2 separate regions of the Homo sapiens genome follow, and region 2 is linked to region 1. Evidence: chromatin loops called from intact Hi-C (ENCODE). Cell type or tissue: mammary epithelial cell. All regions are shown on one strand.

The links. Peaks named below come from ENCODE experiments on the same cell type or tissue, not always from the same donor. Only the 100,000 strongest peaks of a DNase experiment are listed, where the experiment ranks them.
Region 2: a loop joins it to region 1, with 5 times the contacts of the local background. A loop is called at or near these places in 2 of 110 quality-filtered maps.

Annotation. Positions count from the first base shown.
Region 1 is chr3:69,788,532-69,796,531 of GRCh38, forward strand. The region is part of intron 1 of MITF (melanocyte inducing transcription factor); the gene reads left to right. Among named protein-coding and RNA genes, the nearest start is that of MITF, 53 kb to the left of the region's middle. In mammary epithelial cell, a CTCF peak has its summit at 3,795; a DNase peak (open chromatin) is centred at 2,750.
Region 2 is chr3:69,436,570-69,444,569 of GRCh38, forward strand. It overlaps a transcript of FRMD4B not described here. Among named protein-coding and RNA genes, the nearest start is that of FRMD4B, 54 kb to the left of the region's middle. In mammary epithelial cell, a CTCF peak has its summit at 3,317 (motif pointing left); no DNase peak of the experiment used is centred here.

The sequences.
Region 1 (8,000 bases):
ATACTACTAGTGGTAGAAGATTGAAAGAGAACCCTTAACATCTTGGACCTTGGAAAAACTTGACCCAGAAGTCTTTCACCAAAAATTTGCATTTACCTGAAGAGCCAAAGCAATTTTGAGAAAGAAGAACAAATTTGAAGGACTCACACTTTCTGGTTTCAAAACACATTACAAAACTACAATAATCACAACAGTGTGGTATTGACATAAAGACACACAAATAGACCAATGTAATAGAATAGAGAGCTCAGAAGTGAACCCTTGCATATACGGTCAAATGATCTTTGACAAGGGTGCCAAGATGATTCAATGAAGTAAGGACAGTCTCTTCATCAAATGGGGTTGGGAAAACTAGATAGATGCAATGGAATGAAGTTGGACCCTTATCTTACACAAAGTACAAATATTAACTCAAGATGGATTCAAGACCTAAATGTAAGACCCAAAACTATAAAACTCCTAGAAGAAGATGTATGGAAAAAACATAGTGATATTGAACTTAGCAATGATTTATTGTATGTAACACCAAAAGCACAGGCAACAAAATAAAAAATTGACATAGGACAGTCTTCTAGGTGCTAGAAAAAAAAAGAAAACAGATGAATGCTACTCCATTAAACTTAAAATCTTTTGTGCATCAAATGACACAATCATCAGACTGCAGAGACAAACTGCAGAATGGTAAAAAGTATTTGCAAATCATATATCTAATAATTGGTTAATATCCAGAATGCATAAAGAACTCCCACAACTCAATCACAAAAAATAAAATAACCTGATTAAATAATTGGCAAAGGACTTTAAGAGACATTTCTCCAGAAGTGGTATACAGATGACCAACAAGCACGTGAAAAAGTGCTCAATGTCACTCATCATCTAAGAAATGCAAATCGGAACCACAGAGAAGTATCACCTCATACTCATTAGGATGGCTACTATTAAAGAAAAATAATGACTCTTGTTGAGAATGTAAAGAAAGTGGAACTCTTGTGCACTGTTGGTGGGATTGTAAAATGATACAGCTGCTACGGAAAGGAGCATAGAGGTTCATAAAAAATTAAAAATAGTAATCCCAGCACTTTGGGAGGCCAACTCAGGTGGATCACTTGAGGCCAGGAGTTCGAGACAACCCTGGGCAGCATGGCAAAACCCTATCTCTACTAAAAATAAAAAATTTAGCTGGGCGTGGTGGCACACACCTGTAGTCCCACATACTTGGGAGGCTGAGGCGTGCGAATTGCTTGAACCCAGGAGGCAGAGGCTGCAATGAATGGAGATCGCACCACTGCACTGCAGCCTGGGCAACAGAGTGAGACTGTGTCTCAGAAAAACAAACAAACAAACCTCTCATGTGATCCAGTAATCCCAGTTTTGTGTGCATGTATATATATATATATATCCAAAAGAATTGAAAGCAGGGTCCTATAGATAATTGCACATCCATGTTCATAGCAGTGCTAGTCACAATAGCCAAGAGTGGAAGCAACCCAAATGTCCATCAGCAGGTGAATGGATAAACAGAATGTGCTGCATACATACAATGGAGTATTATTCAGCCTTAAAAAGGGAGGAAATCCTGTCATATGCCATGCTACAACATAGATGAATCTTTAGGACATTATAGTAAGTTAAGTAAGCCAGTGACAAGAAGGTAAATACTGTATGAATCCACTTATAGTAAGTTAAGTAAGCCAGTGACAAGAAGGTAAATACTGTATGAATCCACTTACATGAGGTATGTAGAGGAGTCAAACTCATAGAGACAGAAAGTACAATGGTGGTTGCTAGGGGGAGGGGGTAGTGGGAAAAGGGGAGTTGGTATTTAATGGGTATAGAGCTTCAGTTTTGCGAGATGAAAAAGTTCTGGAGATCTCTTGCACAACAATGTGAATGTAATTAACATCAATGAACTGTATATTTAGAAATGGTTAAAATGGTAAATTTTATGTAACATGTTTGTTTATTTGTTTTTTACCACAATTTTAAAAATTTCACATTTATCACCTGGCACTAATTTTACTACTTCATTGAGTATTTCAACATCTTACTTGAAGTTGCAAACCCCAAGGCCACAGGCTGAATGTGGCCCATGGACAATCAGTTTTTGACAAATGTGAAATAGTGGTCAATATTTTTTAAAAATTAGGAACTTTCACATCAAAACCCCTATATCTCGCTTCTCTTGGAAAACTGGAGAATCTGGAAATTCCAAGTCCCTAGTCTGTCCAATCAACAAATGGCTGTAGCTGAGGAGCAGCACCCCACTTTCAGTCCTAGGCATGAAATTCAGATTCATTTCTCTCACTCTCGAATTTCTTATACAAGACCCAAGTCCTCGTGCAGATATACTAACTTCCTGGCCACAGTATTTGTAGGTTTAAGATATTAAACTTCTTAATTCCAAATGCATCCAATAATAATAGACCGTAGATGGTGGATGCTCTGCGAGCTCCCACACTAACTTCTTTTTAGAGACACTAATTTCTAGGTTTCTGCTTCTGTTTGAGGTCCTAGAGTTATCATCTCTGTATTTCTATATGAACAAATATAGTCCCAATGCCCTTTTTTCTTTTGCCATTTTGCGTACAGCAAATGTCCTGCAAGTCATGTTCTAAATATAGATGTGTTAAATTTCAAATGTGAAAGTTTTTGAAGGGTCTAAAGCCAGTTTGCTAATCAGGGAAATGCTGTGATTGGCGCCAGCACTTGCAGTCCCTGAGGGGGATTGTGAAATCCGGCCTCCGCAACTGTGATTCAAGTCTGGGATGAAAGAAAACTCCATGATCGCTGAAGAGCTCTCCAAGTTGTTTTCTTCTTAACAGCGTGGTGGTGGTGGTGGTGGTTTGAGTGTCATAACAGAGAAAAGACAAATACATGTTCCTGAGTTCATTTTACTAGTACTGGATTAATAGTATGGTAACAAATCATTATTTTGCAAGCAAAAACAACCATGTTTTGCAATTCTTTATGTGCAAGTTGTAAGAAAATGCCTGTCAATAGAAAGGAATCTAGAGACCCAAGAGGCTCAAGACCTCTTCATGGCAAGTTAAGAAGAATGGCTACTTATGCAAAATATAAAAACCTTGGGTATTTGAAAGTTCAAACTGGCACAGTTTTTTCTCTTTTAAATCTTATTATTCTGTTGTTTTTCAAGATAGGGCTGGTGGCATCTAATGGCAAGTAGAGGCAAAATACTGGAATGCAGCAGTTGTGCGTTTTTCAAAGCTATGCACTGCATGACATCCCTGTGTGTGCATTTAAGTGTGTATGCAAGAGGCATTATTAGAACTGCCTATATGTTTCATGCTGGGTCTATTTCATTGGTGCAGTAGAACTTGGAAAATGCAGTTTCATGCTTTGAATAATAGTGAACAACAGTAGAGGAGGCCTTAGTTTCCAAGACTGGTGGAGCAGAGGTATTCGGGGAACTTTCTGGGAATGAGACTTGGATAATTAAGTTGCTGTGCCCTGAGAGTTGCTCCTTGAAGTAGAGACGGATGTGCTGAATCCTCATCTGTACTTGCCAGAAGTGAAGCTGTCATCTAGCACAGTTGCTGCCTCTGTTTTTGAAAAGAGATATGACTAGTTGATTCCATCACTATCTGATGCAGAATTTTCAAAGATGAGTAGTGGATCAGAGAAACGAAACAAAACAAAGCCAACTGAACTAAACTGTGTTGCTAGCTGAAAGGGTCTGATAGTGAGCAAAGGGCCAGATGTTTGGAGTTGCTTTCTTCAATTTTATTTCACTGCTTTTATCCATTAAATTGGTCAACAGCAGCACTCACTGGTAAAAATAGGAACAACAGATTCAAGTTTTCCTATGTGCTGTTACAGTGATGCCCTTTTTTTCTTTCCTCTCTCATCTCCTTGCTTTTTCCTTCCCTCCCTTCTTAAGCTCAAGCTTTCATTATATGATTTTTTTTTTAAATTCCAAAAGAATAACGATAGTGTATAGATAAAATGTGGTTAATTTCCCTACTCACCATCCCTAATCCTACTCTTCTAAAGAAATCAATATTAAGAGTTTGGTTTATATCAACAATCCTTCCCCAACCCATGCAAATAAGATATGTATCTAGAGAAATTTGTTTTTCTAATTTTTACAAAAGTGGACTCGTTCTGGGTACAGAATCTTGTAACTTGACTTCCCTGGCATTATTTTATTGGCATCTCTCCAAATCAGTACATTTAGCTCAAAATCGCTACTTTTAATGGCTAATTTTTTTAATAGTATAGTTTTATCACAATTTATTCATAAAATTCCTTATTGATTGATTCCTCTGCCCCACTAAAAATTTCCTCTCCTCCACTAAAAAGATAGCATTGCATATTTTAATTACACATACATATTTTTAAAGCTTTACCCTGTATAATATTTGAAGAGGAAAATTAAAGGGTTTCTAAATGTTTCATTTGCTTTATTACTTTAAATTTTTTCTTGTTTTATGGGCTAAAGTCTTTAGCTTTTTTTTTTTTTTTTTTTTTTTTTTTTTTTTTAAACAGGGTCTCCCTCTGCCACCCATGCTGAAGTACAGTGGTGCAATCACCGTTCCTGGGCAACCTCGATTTCCTGGGCCGAAGTGATCTTCCCACTTCAGCCTCCTGAGTAGCTGGAACTATAGGCGCTTGCCACCACACCTGGCTAATTTTTTTGTATTTTTTGTAGAGATGGGGTTTCGCCATGTTGCCCAGGCTGGTCTTGAACTACTAGGCTCAAGCAGTCTGCCTGCTTCGGCCTCCCAAAGTGTTGGGATTACAGGCGTAAGCCACTGCACCCAGCCAGATTTTCTAATTTGCTGATTTACCTCTTTGAATTTTTGCATTATAGCTATCTATGCTGTATAGTGAAGGATTTCTCAAGCTCGGCATTTTAGTCATTTTAGGTCATATAGCTCTTTGGTGTGAGTAGCTGTGCTGTGTGTTGTGGAACACGTAGCGTCCCTGGCTTCTACCCATTAGATGCTCATAGCATGCACCCTCTCCCAATGCTCATAGCATGCACCCTCTCCCAATGCTCAAGTTATGATGACCAAAAATGTCTCTAGTCACTGCCAGATGTTCCTTGGGTGGAAAAATTGCTCCTGTTGAGAACCACTCCTATAATGTATATAAGGTATATATTTAAAAACCCAGTTATGTGGAAGAACACTACTTTTCTTTATGTATTCACCAACACTTGGCAACATGAATGTAATGTCACATGCATTAGAAGTGAATCTCAGTATTGGGCCCCAGATAGTGAGCTTCACTTAGTTCCTGTGTACAAGCCAGCACTGGAATGATCTTCAGTTTATGCCATTTTGGTATCCATAATGGCACATAGACAACAGTGTCCTCATTTATAAGTTGTGCTATCTCAATCAGACAGTTTGAATATTTTCTGGCTGTGGTGGGGCAACACCTACTCAAATGAGGCAGGAATGCCATTTGCGTCTGACATCATTTTCTTCGACTGGGATTTGAGCAGTTCACGAGGCACCCATTGTCCCACCCATGTCACCCCAGCTATATGAAGTGTATAGGAGGCAGTGGCATCCAGGTAGCCAACGACCTCTTTCCTCTCCTAGTATCTTTTCTACAGAGTCTCCCCCAACTTCTGGCCTTGAGCAAAATAGCCCCATTGGGAAGATCACTGAGGGAAACTGCTGTTTCCACATATTCTATAATCTTTTTCTGTGAAAAGGTGAGCTATATATATAATTATTTAAGTTTCTTCACATTTGCAGGTGGCTATTGTGGTTGGTCTGCTTAACGAAATAGGGTGTGGTGTTATGTATGTGAACAAAGCTGGGCATCAGGCCCTTCATCAGAAATGTGACCCCTTATTAAAGCATTGTTTTTTGTTTTTACAGAAAGTCAGATGGCTTTGTGTTGTTTGACGTGGTTCCTTTTCCAAATAGATGACTGTAAAGATGACCTGATGATCCTATGGACTGGGCTATAAACTTTGTGCATCTCCCTTCTTGTGCCTTAATGGCAAGGTAAGATGCTGGAGAACCAATTCTCATGTCCTTGGTTGGCATTTTAATCGTGGTAGCTTGGTCATCAGGGTAATGGCAACACGTTAAAATTCACATGCATTAAAAAAATAGCAGTGTCATCCAGGCTGCTTTGCATTTGTTATTTGTTTATTTATTTATACATAGATACACATCCATGTAGCTACTGCCCAGGTCAAGAATTAGGACATTTCCAGCACAGTAGAAGATTCCCTTTTCCCCATCTTAGCCAGTAAGCACTTCCCGAAAGAATCCATTAGTCTGACCTCAATCACTCTGACTTAGTTTTGTCTATTCTTGAACTCCACGGAAATGGAATCAAATAGTATTTGTTCTTTGGTGACTAGCTTTTTTAGTCTAACAGTATAGCTGAAGTACATTCGTACTGGGACATGTAACAGTAGTTTGTACTTTTTGATGCTGTGTGAGTAGTAGGCTCTGTATGAATAATTTATTCAATCTTTCTACTCATTATGGTGGGCATTTGGGTTCTTTCCTAGGTGAGGATATGAGGAACAAAGCTGCCCTGAATATCCCTGTACATGTCTTCAGTGGATGATGTATTTTCTTTTGGGTAAATACCTGGGAGTGGAATGGTTAGCTCATCTTTTGATAGATTTATTCTTAGTTATTTAAATGTTTTGATGCTGTTGTAAATAGATTTTCTTTTAAAATCTTAATTTTCTCCCAAGCGATGTATTATGTTTTCATTTGCAAACTAGTATATTTTAATAGATGCCATGAAACATGCATTAAAATTAATATTTGCCTCTTTTTAAGAGAGCCTGATATACGACACTTCTAATTTTTAAAAAACATATAGAAAATTACGTGATAACTCTTGATATAAATATTGCATTTGGTTTTTAAAAAACAATGAACTGTCTTACATTATTTAAAAATAAATCTAGGCTGGGCATAGCGGCTTATTCCTATAATCTTAGCACTTTGGGAGGCCGAGGTGGGAGGATCTCCTGAGCCCAGGAGTTTGAGACCAGCCTGGACAACATGACAAGACCTCATCTCTACAAAAATTTTAAAAATTGGCTGAGCATGGTGGTGTGTACCTGTGGTCCCAGCTACTTGGGAGGCTGAGGTGGGAGGATTGCTTGAGCCTGGGAGGTTGAGGCTGCAGTGAGCCCTCTTTGCACCATTGCACTCCTGCCTGGGTGACAGAGTGAAACCGTGTTTCAGAAAATAAAAGGTAAAAAATAAATCTAATTACAACATGCAAATATTTTCAAAATATTTCTCATACAAAGCTAATATATTAAATCAATCTAATTTCAAAGGCACGTATTTAAAAAATATAAGTATATAATACACATTTTTAGATTATCTGTGATTTATTTTTGTTCATATGTATACCACAACATTTTATATAGGGGTCTTTTACATCATAAATCAAATCCACTGTTATGAAGCAAAATTTTAATCTTTTGTTGCTATTTTTGTTTTTGTTTTTTGAGACGGAGTTGCGCTCAGTCGCCCAGGCTGGAGAGCAGTGGCACAATCTTGACTCACTGCAGCCGCCGTCTCCTGGGTTCAAATGATTCTCCTGTCTCAGACTCCCGAGTAGTAGGGATTACAGGCATGTGCCACCACACCAGCTAATTTTTGTATTTTTAGTAAAGACAGGGTTTCTTCATGTTGGCCAGGCTGGTCTTGAATTCCTGACCTCAGGTGATCTGCCTGCCTCGGCCTCCTAAAGTGCTGGGATTACAGGCATGAGCCACTGCGCCTGGCCTCTGTTGCTATTTTTGAAGATTGTGTTTAGTTTGTATTCATTTTAGAAATATGGCAAAGCATTCTTTCTTATTTAGAAAAGGGAATCTAATCTGAAAGGATTTTTTTTTCTTTTAGTGCCTATGAGGAATTTCCTAAATACTTTTGCAGGTAGTAAAACATTTAAAGCTGCTTGAATGCACAGCAGTTTGTGAAGCTTACAAACACCGTCTTTCTTTTTTTTTTTTTTTTTTTTTTTGAGACGGAGTCTCG
Region 2 (8,000 bases), 350 kb before region 1:
ATCCAGCAATTCCATCTCTGGGCAGATACCCAAAAGAATTGAAAGGAGGGCCTTGAACAGATATTTGTACACCAGTGTTCATAGAAACATTATCCACAATTACCAAAGGTGGAAACAATCCAAATGTCCATCAGCAGATTAATGGATAAACAAAATATGGCATATACATAACATGGATTATAATTCTTTTCACCTTAAAATGGAACGAGATTCTGATATATGTTACAACATAAATGAGTCCTGAAAACATTATACTAAATGAAATAGGCCAGACATGAAAGGACAAATATTGTATGATTCCACTTACATGGAGTGATTAGTATCTAGAATAGTTGAATAGTAATTATTATCTAGAACAGTTGAATACACAGAGACAGAAAGTAGAGCAGAGTTTACAAGAGGCTGGGGGTACTGGGGAATGGGAAGTTATTGTTTAATGGGCATAGAGTTTCAGTTCAGGATGATGAAAAATGTTCTGGAGATGAATCGTGGTAGTGGTTGTTCAACATTGTGAATGCACTTAGACAGAGTCTTACTCTGTCGCCCAGGCTGGAGTGCAGTGGCACAATCATGGCTCACTGCAGTCTCAAACCCCCAGGCTCAAGCGACCCACCCACCTCAGCCTCCTGAGTAGCTGGGACCACAGGCACGCGCCACCATGCCCAGCTTTTTAAAAAAAATTTATAGAGATGAGGTCTCACTATGTTGCTCAGGCTGGTCTGGAACTCCTAGGCTCAAGCAATCCTCCTGCATCTGCCTTCCAAAGTGCTGGGTTCACAGGCATGAGCCACTGTGCCTGGCCAATTGTAATTTTTAAATTGATAAAATGGTAACTCTTATGTTATGTATGTGTGTATATATACATATATATAATATAAAATATATACACTAGTGTATATACTAGTATACTATTCATAGTATTATACATAACATACACTGTTATATGTAGTATGTATTATATAATATAATAAATATTAATTAAAATATATAATATGTACTATTATATATCAGTATATTATTTACAATATTTAATAGTATATTATATATACTATATAAATATATATACTATATATATACAGAGAAAGTTTGTATACATACTATATATACTATAGTATATATGTAGTATATATACTATATAAATATAATATATATAAATACATATTATATACAATACTATATAAAGTATGTATAAATACTATATATACTATATATACTATATTTATATATATTTATATTTTTATATATACTATATATATTTATATTCATATATAGTATATATACTATAGTATATATGTAGTATATATGTAGTATATATACTATATAATATATACTATTATTGTATAATATATATTATATATTATATATACTATATAACATATACTAATATAATACTACATAAATATATACTATTATTGTAAATAAAAGTATATATAATACTGTTATATATACTACTATATTATATGTAACTATATATACTACTATATGATATATAATTACATAATATATTATTATCTATTATATATAATATAATAGTATATACATATATACTGTCAAGATAGGGTCTCGCCCTGTCACCCAGGCTGGAGTGTAGTGGTGCGATTGTGGCTCACTGCAGCCTCGAACCTCTTGGCTCATGTGATCCTCCCACCTCAGCCTCCTGAGCAGCTGGGACTACACAGGCGGCATTACCACACCTGGGTAACTTTTAATTTTTTTTGTAGAGACAGGTTCTCGCTTTGTTGCTCAGGTTGTTCCTGAACTCTCGGTTTCAAATGATCCTTGGGCCTTGGCATCCTAAAGTGCTGGGATTACAGGCATGAGCCACTGCGTCCAGCCTTGTTATGAATATTTTACCACAATAAAAATATGTTCAAGACAAAAAAGGATATAGAAGCAAAATTGTAGGAATGGGGATGGGGCAGACTTAAATTATTTAGACATCACTTGAATGTGTCATTCTGCTAAAAATCTAGCTGTTGACAAATTCCTGGCTTGCTTAGGTGACAATTTCAATACTTGGAAGGCAGAGGATGCTACAAGGGGAAGTGTTCATCCAGGAAAACCTTTTGGGCAATAGATAAATGAAGCAAAAAAGTGGTCACACACTCTTGGAGTTCAAAGCAGTTGAGGGAGGGATGCTGGGGTCCTTGCCTGGCTCCTCTCTGGTTCCAGTACTGCCTCCCACCACCCAATCTCCATCCTCACCCTTCCACTCATCCCCATTCACTGTATATTCAGCAGCCAAAGTGGGGGTAAAATATGGAAATATACAGAAGAAAATGCAACAAACTCCTATCCATGCGCCCATCAGTCAAAACTAACAAACGTTGTTTTTCATATTTTTTCACATCCTGTCTTTACTCTTTTAAGTGATAGAACCACACAGAATTTATCTTCTATGTTAATTTCTCCAGTCCAATTCTTTCTTCATCTTCAGAAGCAACCATTATTCTGAATTTGGTAGATATTTAGTTCGTGTGCGTGTGTGTGTATGTGTGTGTGTGTGTGTGTGCATGTGTCCAAACATATTCTATGATTTTGTAATTTTAAAACTTTTTATAAAGAGTATTATGCTGCCTATTATATTTTGCTCAACATGGTTTTTTGCGATCTAGATTATTAACTGTTGCATAGTGCTCTGTCGTATGACTGAATTACAGTTTAATTCTCCATTTGTGGACTGATGGCTATTTGGGTAGTGTCCGATTTTTGTTATAACAAAGGATGCGACAGCACACATCCTCATGATTCTCCTTCTGTACAGAGGCCTCCCTGTTTAGTTGTGAGAGGTGTTTGGGGCACAACCTACATGAGAGTACATGGCAGTACTGTGTGGGTATATGCAGGAATTTCTCCTGGTAAATCTCACCTGGGGTGGTCCAATCCTCCAAGGTATTATTTGGAAATGTGGGAGAATCTTTCGTGAGATGGGGATGGAATGGGGCAGGGGATGCTAAATTTTGTACAGTGCATGAGAGTCCTAAATATTTTGTCCCCCACAAAATACCAAGAGTCCCTCCTTTGAGAAATGCTGCTGATTTCTGTCCCGAAGTAGAATCTTTGTGTGGTAGAATCTGTGTGTTTAGAAGTCTAACTAGGGAATGACAACTTGCTCTCCAAAGTGCCACCTGCCACAGCTCAGAGTGCCTGTTTACCTCAATTCTTTGCCAAGTCTCATTGTCAGCCTTTTGAATTTCTGCTATTGTGACGGGCATAAAATGCAGTTTCATTATGATTTTTAAACTTGCATTTCCTGCTTTTATTAGCACTGTGGAAAACCTTTTCAATTTTTACTGCTCATTCATGTCTCCCCCTTGTGGAAGTGCCTGTTAATAAGCTGTCTATTTTTCTATTGGGTAGTTTAAATTTCCCTTTTTGATTTGTAGGAGTTCATTAGAGATTCTGGAAACTTGCTTTTGGTAGTTATTTGGGGTTGCAAATGCCTTCTACCAGTTTGTTGTTTGTCTTTTTATTTTATGGTGCCATGTTATGCAGAAGTTATACATTTTGATATAGTGAAATTCATCCAAACTTGAGTGTGACTTTTGAGACTCTAGTTTATAAAATCTACTTTATTCTAAGATTCCTTTCTCCCCATCTAAAGGTTTTACATTTTTATTTCTTATATTTAAGTTTTTAATCCATCTCACAATTTATTCTTGTACAAACTGTTATGTAAGAATCTGATTTTTTCTTCTTACAGGCTATCAGTTGTAACAATACCATTTACTTTTGATACTGTGTTTTCCTCTGTAACTTCTAAAGCATCCTATATCATATAGAAAGAACCATATTTGTTTAGTTCATCATTGGGCTCTCTTTTCTGTCCTATTGATCTATTTTTCAATTACCCTTCACCAGTAATACTGTCTATGGCTTTATAATAAATTTTGATAGAGGAACTCCTAATCTTTTATTCTTTCACAAAACTCCCTTATTAAATTCTTGAATGTGGCTGGGCATGGTGGCTCATGCCTGTAATCCCAGCACTTTGGGAAGCCAAGGCAGGTGGATCACTTGAGGCCAGGAGCTTGAGATCAGCCTGGCCAACGTGGGGAAAACCCATCTCTACTAAAAAAAATACAAAAATTAGCCAGGTGTGGTGATGCACCCCTGTAATCCCAGCTACTTGAGGGGCTAAGGCACAAGAATCGCTTGAACCTGGGAGGCAGAGGTTGCACTGAGGCAAGATCATGCCATTGCACTCCAGCCTTGGCAACAGAGCAAGAGACTCTGTCAAAAAAAAAAATTCTTGAATACTTACATTTGCATTCATATTTCAGAATGCTGGGGATTTTGCTTAGAACTACAATGAATTTGTAAATACTCAACATTTCATGATATTGATCTTCCTTTCCACGTATATGGTATATCTTGTCATTTCTTTAGCTCTTTTAAAAATAATTTACAATAACCTTTTTTTCCTGAAGCAGATGTATATTTTCTTAAAACGTACTCTGAGTTTCTGAGTGGTTTTGAGCTCTGGAGTGATTTTTTTGAAACCCAAATCTGAAGATAGCAAATCATCCCTCCCTGAATGTAGCTCCCCTGAGGCTTTCTGTTACACTAAGAATGAAATTTGAACTCCATACTGGAGCATGATTATAGGACATGGTTTCCTATCTTCCTCCTGGACTTTTATTGTATGTTCTGTTAGTCATTAAGCTTTAGCCACAGTGGTTTTCTTTACTTTTTTTTCTAAGGTTAGTCAAGTGAGGCAGTGAGAGTGGAGTGGTTTTCTTTATGTACTCAAACATACCAAGCTAATTTTATTTTGGGACCCTTGTCCTTGAGGCTGTGTTTTTTCTGGAATCTTGTTCCCCAGATATGCATATGGCTAGTTTCTTCCTGCTGTTTGGGCCTCGGTTCAGATGTCTTCTCTCAGAGAAACTATCCCTGCCCACCAGAGAGTAGCCCTCCAACCATCCGTAATGACATAGCTTCTTTATTTCTTCACAGCACTTGCCACAATTTGAATTTATCTTCTTTGAACTCTTTATTGGTGTATTATTCCCCACGATATACTATAAGCTCCACATGATTGAGGACCTTGCTGCCTTGTTCTTTTCTGTGTCCCCAGAACCTACAGCAATTCCTGGCACATGGCAGCTGTTCAGTGAATATGAGCTGAATGGATAACTGAGTGGAAAAATGAACTCACGTGGATCTCCCCTAATGCCCCTGGTTGCTCCTCCTGTGTCCTCTTATATCAACAAAGGGGTATTTCCTTTCTCCCATATATTAGCAGTAAATAATGATGTAAGACATTTCTAGTCTCTTGAACAAATAGTTTAACTGCAGAAATACTTACAAAACGGATTCCAAACACATTTATGTTCTGCATTCCAGGTTTCCAAGTGGCTTAGAACAGTGAAAGTGCCACTGTCTATTCGGCCCATTTCTACTCCTAAGAGATAGCTATTAAGTTTATTTGCATAAATCCAGAAACCATTTATCCATTTACAAATCTCCAGCTATCTAATCTATCTCAGATTACACAATCTGAATGATTCACCAAAGAAGTTTCTTTTTTTTTTTTTTGAGATGGGGTCTCACTCTGTCACTCAGGCTGTGATGCAATCATAGCTTGCAGCCTTGAACTCCTGTACTCAAGCAGTCCTCCTAACTCAGCCCCCTGAGTAGCTGGAATTACAAGTGCACACCATCATGCTCAGTTAATTTTTAAATTTTTTTTAGAGATGGGATCTCACTATATTGTCCAGGCTGGTCTCAAACTCCTGGCCTCAAGTGAACCTCCTGCTTCAGCCTCCCAAAGTGCTGGGATTACAGGCATGAGCCACTATGCCCTGCCAATAAGTTTTATTCTATTGAAAAATTGTTATTTTTAAGTGAATCTGAGTTTGTTAAGAAGGCAGATTGTCAATCCCACTTCTAGAGGTTCTGATTCCACAAACCAGGGGTGGGGCCTTCATTTTCAACAAGCACTCTAGATCATTCTAACATAGGTAGTCCAAAAACCACTTATGAGAAATACTCATAAGTGAGTATTTATGAGTATTAAATACTAGGTTAAGGCAATTTAATGCCATCCTTATTTAAGATGATGCAGCCTCCCAAATACTAGGGGGCAGATGGAGCCATACGTGCACCCACTGACGTCCTATGTCATGTCCTCTTTGCCCAAGAAGAGGGCATTGCGGATCCATGTGCCTCCACTGAAGCCCTGACAACCAGACCTGCTTATGAAGCCACATAAACATTATCAGGGCAACAGCTCAAACAGGCAGTGAGGAAATGGGTTCTAGACTCTGAGTGGCTTTGGGCCAGTTTCTTCATATGCACAATGAGAAGGTGGGCCAGTGTGATGTTATGATAGAATAAGAAATCTGTTTGTTCTTCCCCAGTTCCTGGCAAAGAGCTTCTGAAATTCTTGTAACTTCGGAGTGATTGGGGTGAGAGAAGCATCTTTTGTTACTCATAATAAGCCCCTTTCAACCACATCTGAGTTTATGTTAATGAGATGGCTGGGGGATTCCAGCCCCACACAGCTTCAGGGTGGGGGCTGGTTGCCAGAGGAACCAACCATGTGATTACAGGGTTGGAAATTTCAGTCCCACCCCCTGACCCCCAGGGAGGGGAGAGGGGCTGGAGGTTGAGTTCAGTCACCAGTGGCCACAATTTACTCAATCATGCCTAACTAATGGAACCTCCATAAAAACCCTGAACAATGGGGTTTGGAGAGCCTCCTGGTGAATGCATTCACTTTTTGGGAGAGCGGCACATCCCAAACTCCACTGGCACAGAAACTCCTGCTTTTTGGACCCCTCTGGACTTTATATATACATCTCCATCTGGCTGTTTGTCTGTATCCTTTATAATATCTTTTCTAATGAACTGGTAAGTGAAGTGTTTCTCTGAGTTCTATGAGCTATTATAGCTAATTGTCAAACCTGAGCAGGAGGTCATAGGAACCCCTAATTTGTAGTTAAGTTGGTCAAAAGTGCAGAGGGCCCAGGACTTGCAATTGGCATCTGAAATGGGGTAGTCTTATGGGACTGAGCCCTTAACCTGTGAGGCCAAAACCACCTTTGCAAAATTATGACAGTAAGAGAAATCTGACACAGCCAACTCCATCTTGCTTCCAGCAACACACACTTGCTGTCCTCACTCATTCCTGGGTGTAGGCCAAGCTAACTTTCAAAGGAATTTGGTTTATAGTTTAAGCTTAAAGCAAGAATGATAATAGCCCTTCTGCAAACTAAACTGCCTTTGTAAAACTAATGAAAAGCCACAAGGTTAGGATTACAAGAGGGCCTGAATTCTGCTAAGATGTAGGCACAGTTAAAACAATAACCAGCCATTGTTCTGGAGCTCACAAGATCTGTAACTTCCCCAATTACTCCTGTAGATACATCACTATTGTAGAACCCAAGATTGGTCTTTTGAGATGTTTTTCAGACTTTTGCATTTTGATGACTAACTTCACCCATACCAGGGACTCAGCTGGACCTGTGGCCCCCACCCAGAGGCTGACAGCACACGAGGACCATTTTCCACACCCCTCTGATTTCATCTCCCATCCAATCAGCATTCCCCATTCCCTAGCCCCCTGCCCACCAAACTATCCTTGAAAAACCCTAGCGTCTTTGGGGAGACTGATTTGAGTAACAGCCCCAATCCTTCTGCTTGGCCAGCCTTGCATTAATTAAACTCTTTGTTTACTGCAATAATGCTGTCTCAGTGAATTGGGTTTATCTGTGCAGCGGGCAAGAAGAACACATTTGGGTGATTACAGTATCTGATGCTAATTTCAGGTAGATTTTGTGAAATCAAAATTGAACTGAATTGAATTGAGGACATCCAGTTGGTGTATGAGGAGTTGGAGAACTGACTGCTTAGTGTGGAAAATCCACACATTTGGTATCAGAAGTGTTGTGATTATTGACATAAAGTTGTTTTTTTCTTTCAACCACATAGTTATAAAAGTGCATTCCAGCTCTATCATTTTATGAGACTTCAACATCTCATGGATTTCTGTG